Linked DNA regions of Homo sapiens: region 1 is linked to region 2. The links are chromatin loops, found by intact Hi-C in ENCODE. Cell type or tissue: PC-3. All regions are shown on one strand. Links, peaks and the distances in the headings refer to the core of each region. The heading gives the core; the rest is flanking DNA.

Region 1 (2,921 bases), core at 167-2,666, 67 kb after region 2:
ACACATGGGACAAATAGAAAACAATTAGATGATAATTTCTATGATACTAACTGAAAGAATTTAAAAGTTAGGAAATATCAGCAAAGGTTGAAAATTGGTACAACTTTAAGGAAGAAGTGGGAGTGGAATCTTGAAGGTTGGTTTTGAATAGGGGCAGATGAGAGGTATAGTAAGGAGGAAAAAACAGTAAGTAAATGTACTGAGGCAGAAAATAACATGATATATTGGAGATGATCATTTTGGAGGCTCTGAAATCTCTGAATATTGAGTTTTAATCTCATCAACTCTCAATATCATTGGTACAAAGCATAGAACTTCAAGGTCATGACTTAGTTTATCCAGAACAGCTGCCTTGCTGACAAGGAAAGCCAAATTAAATGCAGTGTTCACATTTTTATTTTGTTACACCCGGAGGCACCCAGCTACTCATAGCATCCATTTTCCTCTCCCTGCTCCTTGATCTTTCTCCATGGTGCCTGGCAACAACAGGAAGCACTGGAGCTTTCAGCTGGGAGACTGCACTGCAGGCTTGAGAATGTTATTTTTGAACCTGTTCTTGTCCCTTTTTTTGCAAACTCAATTCATTACCTTGGGGTCTGTGATCTCACACCAGAGAGACAGTCATTGTCTCCACAATGTTTTTAGTCATTTTCCCGTGTGATTCAGCGGGTGCCTAACTACCCTTCTGATGTCCTCGCATTTGTCTTGTTTTGCCTCTTTGACAACTGTCCCAAGTTCATGCTCAGACTTGGTTAAATGCAGTAAGTGCTTCTCTACCCAGCCTATGCAGTTTTTTCTGTTTCTGGCACATTATTGGGTAAACAAATGTCCTAATCTAATTTACAGTGACAGGCTTTTATTACAGTGTTCCTGTCTTGGAGCCAAAATAGAAGCACATGTCCCAATCAAGAAAGGGTTGCTTTCTTGTCTAGAAACTTCCCAAATGATTTGCTTATTCAGAGACCTCCTTCTTTTTTCCTCCTTGACCTCCTTGGCTGCCTGCAGCTTTTTTTCAGATCAGTGAGTTGTCTTTCTTATTAGCACTGTGAGAGACTGGAAGAAGAATACAGCAATAATTTGTCCTCCTTCCCCTCATTTACAAGCATTTCGCTTTCTTTTCTGGTGAATTGAATTCCTCCAGTAACCCGGCCACACTCTTTTCTATGTTTCTGCTTTCCTCTCTTTCATCTTTCTCTTGGATAATAACTGCTTATCAGCCTCAGGTTGGATTTTCTCCCGTTTCCAATACTGAATTTGTCTGGATAATAAAACTGAGTCAATATCTTCAAAACTTTTATCCTAAGAGATAAGTTTATTCACGTTTAACACACTCTCAAGATTCTTCATGATAGAGATTTCCCCTATATGCCAGATATAGCAGGTTCTTTTGTTCCGAGTGAGGCTTTCCAATCCTAGTTCATAGCAGCTAGATGTTGGGATAGATTTCCTTATGTGTGAAACCTGTGTCACCCTTACAAAGCTTACAGCAAACTTCGCAGTTGCTGCTTTACTCACTCTTGAATAATTCTTCCCTAGACAACCACTTCCTGAGTCCCTGGGAGATTAATCATATGACCCTCCATTTCTGTATGTCACAGAGACACATACAATGAGACATACAGAGGTGGGTAGACAGGGGTGCATGGATAATTGATTTTTTTGTCCTCAGCAACAAAATTAGAAACTCTCTTGTAGACTTTTTCGGAGTCTGTGCTGGGTAATTAAACTCAGAGAATTCTTCCTCGGGGGACAGTCTGGCAGTGAGTTTGTCTGGTGGAGGTTCATGCTGATTTTACCCTTTGTTACCTTATTTCTTGTATTTCAAGCATAGTCAAAAGTGTATGTAGTCTCTACCTTCATCATTTCTAAACAACAGGACAAATAAGCAGGAACAGAGAGACTTTTTTATTTTTTATTTTTTGAGATGGAGTCTCTCTTAGCTGCTCAGGCCAGAGTGCAGGGGTGCCATCTTGGCTCATTGCAGCCACCGTCTTCTGGGTTCAAGCAGTTCTCCCATCTCAACCTCCTGAGTAGCTGAGATTACATGCACCCACTATCATGCCTGGCTAATTTTTGTATTTTAGTAGAGACAGGATTTCACCATGTTGCCAGGCTGGTCTGAAACTCCTAACCTCAGGTGACCTACCCGTCTCACCCTCCCAAAGTGCTAGGATTACAGGCGTGAGCCACTGTGCCTGGCCACAGAGAGACCTTTTGATGACTATAAGAATACATTTGTGTGGGTAAGGTATAGTTAGAGTTACTGGCTATAAAAGATATGTTAGAAAAATTAAGAAAAAAAAAAGATGTGTTAGTGTTTAAAAATGTACCTGGGCTGTGTGTTAATCAGGTGTTGTAAGACATGTATGACATAACTGTCATGAAAGAAGAAATTGTTATACTCACAGATCCCTAGAAACAGGAGGTACAGCACACCATGCAGAGCCATATGCGGAAACAGCAGGGTCAATCAGGGGACAAAGGGAATGAGAGAAAACGTGTGCAAAAGCCTGTTATGTGCTTTTTGTGGGAGGTAATGGGGTGGCGGGGTAAGCAGATTTAGAATTGGCTAGTTTGAATACTTTTTGTTAGGTTCTGGGAAATAGGGGTTGTCCCATTGTCTGGTACCTGGCCCTGGGGTAGGTAGGTAATAGCCCATAGTGTAAGAGCTAGATAAAGGGGGAAGTTGTGAGGTATGTGCTTTGGATTGATTGGTTTCTATATGAAACACATCGTCCCAGGTGAGTCATTCTATCCCTAGGAATTAGTGAACCCTGGAAAAAGTCATCTCTTCTAGTGTCAGCAAGGCCCCAAGATGTCAAAATATCAGAATTAGAAGATATATTTAATGCAGCTGATAAATGTTTTAAAAATGGCTCTTGGGAAAACAGCACCAACAAAACACAATGCAATTTGTAGCA
Region 2 (2,921 bases), core at 146-2,645:
GGTCTGCTCCCATGACCAAACCTTGGTCATTCTTTTGGCAGAGGATAGGGGATTAGGCAGTATTTGTCAGCAGAAAAGGAGAAAAGGATGCTTGCATATTAGGCATACAAACAGTAGCTACCATGGCTTACTGTACTATCTGAGAATAAAGGCATTTACAATATTATATCTAACTTCTCATTATAGTAGCCAACCACCCTAGATTTTCTGGAGCAATCCTGATTTCAAATACGCTATCCCACTGAGTGACCATGTGATCAAAATTTTGTATTGGAAACGAAATCACTCCATCCTAAGGCTTGCAGTGATTGGCTTTCACAAAAGCATATTTTGATAGTTTTTACATGACTTAATCTATGTATTTCTTAAAGTTTTAATTAAAATGTACTAGTGCATAAATTCAAGAGGAACGTGATCAACAATAGGTGATAAAGAAAGTAGGAAAACACAATTATAAAGAAAAAATAGTTTGAAGTTTTAGTGAGCCTTCAAACCTTGCCAGCAAATATTCCTAGCCATATATAAACTCGTATAACTCCCAAAACTGACATTTAGGCTACCATTTTCCCAGCACTTTTTACAAGGTCCTTAATTATGCTTTGAAATTTTACTTTACAAACTATTACTTTTTAATGAGAGAGCTCATTATTTTCCATTGGCAGTACTTCATTGCCAAGAGCTACCATTTCATAGGAGGTGGACAGGCTTTAATTTCAGCAGCAGCACAAGCCTCCACTATGTTTTTCTGTTCATATTGGCCCAAATTCTCTGTCCTTTCCCCCTGCTGCCAAAATAAACATTTCTCCCCAATAGGCATACACTCTCAACCCTTGGAACTCAAAGCAGCTATCGGGAGCCTACAAATTAACCTGTTCGGCCTCCACTAACAGATGCCACGCTGGCGCTGGGCACTTCAGCCAAACTCATGGGATTTATAACATTAAGAGTAAGTGCAAAAACTACAAGCATTCAAAAGACACTCATTTTATTTAACTGACAGATCTTGGCATTTTATGAAAAAAATGGAAGCACAAAACCCTTTCTCATTACCCTTCTCAAGTGATTTTTCCTTTTTCCGAGTACAATGCTCTTTTCAGTAAGTCCCAAATGAACACAACAACCAGATGTGACCAGAAAAACTACAAGAGGCACCATAAAAATGCATTATGATAAATGCCACCCAAAGCTTCAGGACCCAGGGGACTTTTCTCAAAGTCACTGCCCACCGCACGCTTACAACACATGCACTGTGAGAATGGAGGGAGACCCATAGGCAGATAAGACTTGTGGACATCGTGTGCCTTGCAATATGAGTCATTCAAGAGGTGCGGCTGGTGCAACAGCAACAGCATGTTTTGGAAAGTGGATTCAAAGCAGGAGAATATGTTTGCTATCTTAATGCCATAAAAAGAAAAAAAAGTACAACACCCCAGGCTTTTAGGAGCCAGGAGAGGGGTGGAGTGTGCAGTGTCTGATGCAAAATCCTTTTAAAGACTGCCCATTTTTCCTTATTCTTTTATTTCCTGGTGATAGAATAGAAAGCACTCCGTGGCATGCAACTGACACGTCATTTTATGCATCCAAGTGCTTTATTTGCTTAACTGTTTTTTTTCCAGCAATTTAAATAAATCACAGAGATGGAATTAGATTTTCCTGAAGAGCTAGAGAAAGGCAATGAGAGGCTGAGTCACAGTTAATTTCTACTGAGTTGATAGAAATTTCACTCCCTCCATTTAGGTGAGACTCATGTAGTTTGGAAAGTAACGTCTGGCATCTTATCAGCCTACTATAAAGGCTGCTTAAGCTCCTGACTAATGAGGCTCTGAAACGTTTCTAATGAATGATGGGGGGTGGAGTATGAAATGCCCTCATGTTTATTCATTTCTTCCTTGTAATGCAGGCTGATAGACCGACTAAAAGATTGAACACTTAAATAATTAACTCATTTAAAGTGTGAATTATATGCATGATTTGCCTGACATGCAACTTGTGAAGTGGAACACACAGTAAAATCTCTCCAGTAGAGGTGGGGAAGAGAGTAAGTTATTTTAGTTCTCGTTAATCTGGGAAGGAACATTTAGTAAGAGAATCAGACATTAAAAGGAATGGAGAAGCAGTGGATCAGATACTCAATTTTCTTCCTACAGAACAGTGCTGGCAACATTTTTCTGTAAAGTACCAAATAGTTAATATTTTAGGCTTTGCATGATGCATGGTCTCTGTTGCCTCTACTCAGTTCTGACAGTAAAGCAGCTATAGTCACAGGTAACTGAATGGGTGTGGCTATGCTGCAATAGAATGCAATTTATGGGCATTTATATTGAGTTTCATGTAATGTTGATGTGTCACAAAACCTTGTCTTCTGACTTTTTCCACTACTTAAAAATGTAGAAAACAGGCCGGGTGTGATGGCTCATGCCTGTAATCCCAGCACTTTGGGAGGCCGAGGCGGGGGTGGGTCACCTAAAGTCAGGAGTTCGAGACCAGCCTCGCCAACATGGTGAAAAACCATCTCTACTAAAAATACAAAAGGTAGCCAAGCATGCTGGCACACATCTATAATCCCAGCTACTCAGGGGGCTGAGGCACAAGAATCACTTGAACCTGGTAGGTGGAAGTTGCAGTGAGCTGAGATCGTGCCACTGCTGCACTCCAGCCTGGGTGACAGTGAGACTCCATCTCAAAAAAAAATAAATAAATAAAAGTAGAAAAAACATTCTTAGCTCATGAGCAGGACAAAAACAGTCAGTGGACCTATGGGTAGTAGTTTGAGATCTTGCTTTAGAAAGCTGAATATATATTTCTCCATTTAGTTATGGGATAACTATGTCCAGGGCTTGAGGTTACGATGGAGATTTATAAAATTGTAGAATGCTAGGTTGAAATGGCCTTTAGAGATTTCCCAGTCCAACATCCTTACT

The links. A loop is a pair of places that touch in the nucleus more often than their neighbours do. Peaks named below come from ENCODE experiments on the same cell type or tissue, not always from the same donor. Only the 100,000 strongest peaks of a DNase experiment are listed, where the experiment ranks them.
Region 1: it touches region 2 in a loop (2.5-fold over the local background); 3 of 110 quality-filtered maps call a loop at or near these places.

The regions. Positions count from the first base shown.
Region 1 is chr3:94,224,711-94,227,631 of GRCh38, forward strand. No RefSeq gene overlaps it. Among named protein-coding and RNA genes, the nearest start is that of NSUN3, 160 kb to the left of the region's middle. In PC-3, for the core only: no CTCF peak of the experiment used is centred there; a DNase peak (open chromatin) is centred at 1,531; H3K27ac peaks cover 1,374 bases.
Region 2 is chr3:94,157,874-94,160,794 of GRCh38, forward strand. No RefSeq gene overlaps it. Among named protein-coding and RNA genes, the nearest start is that of NSUN3, 96 kb to the left of the region's middle. In PC-3, for the core only: no CTCF peak of the experiment used is centred there; a DNase peak (open chromatin) is centred at 1,318; H3K4me3 peaks cover 878 bases; H3K27ac peaks cover 1,258 bases.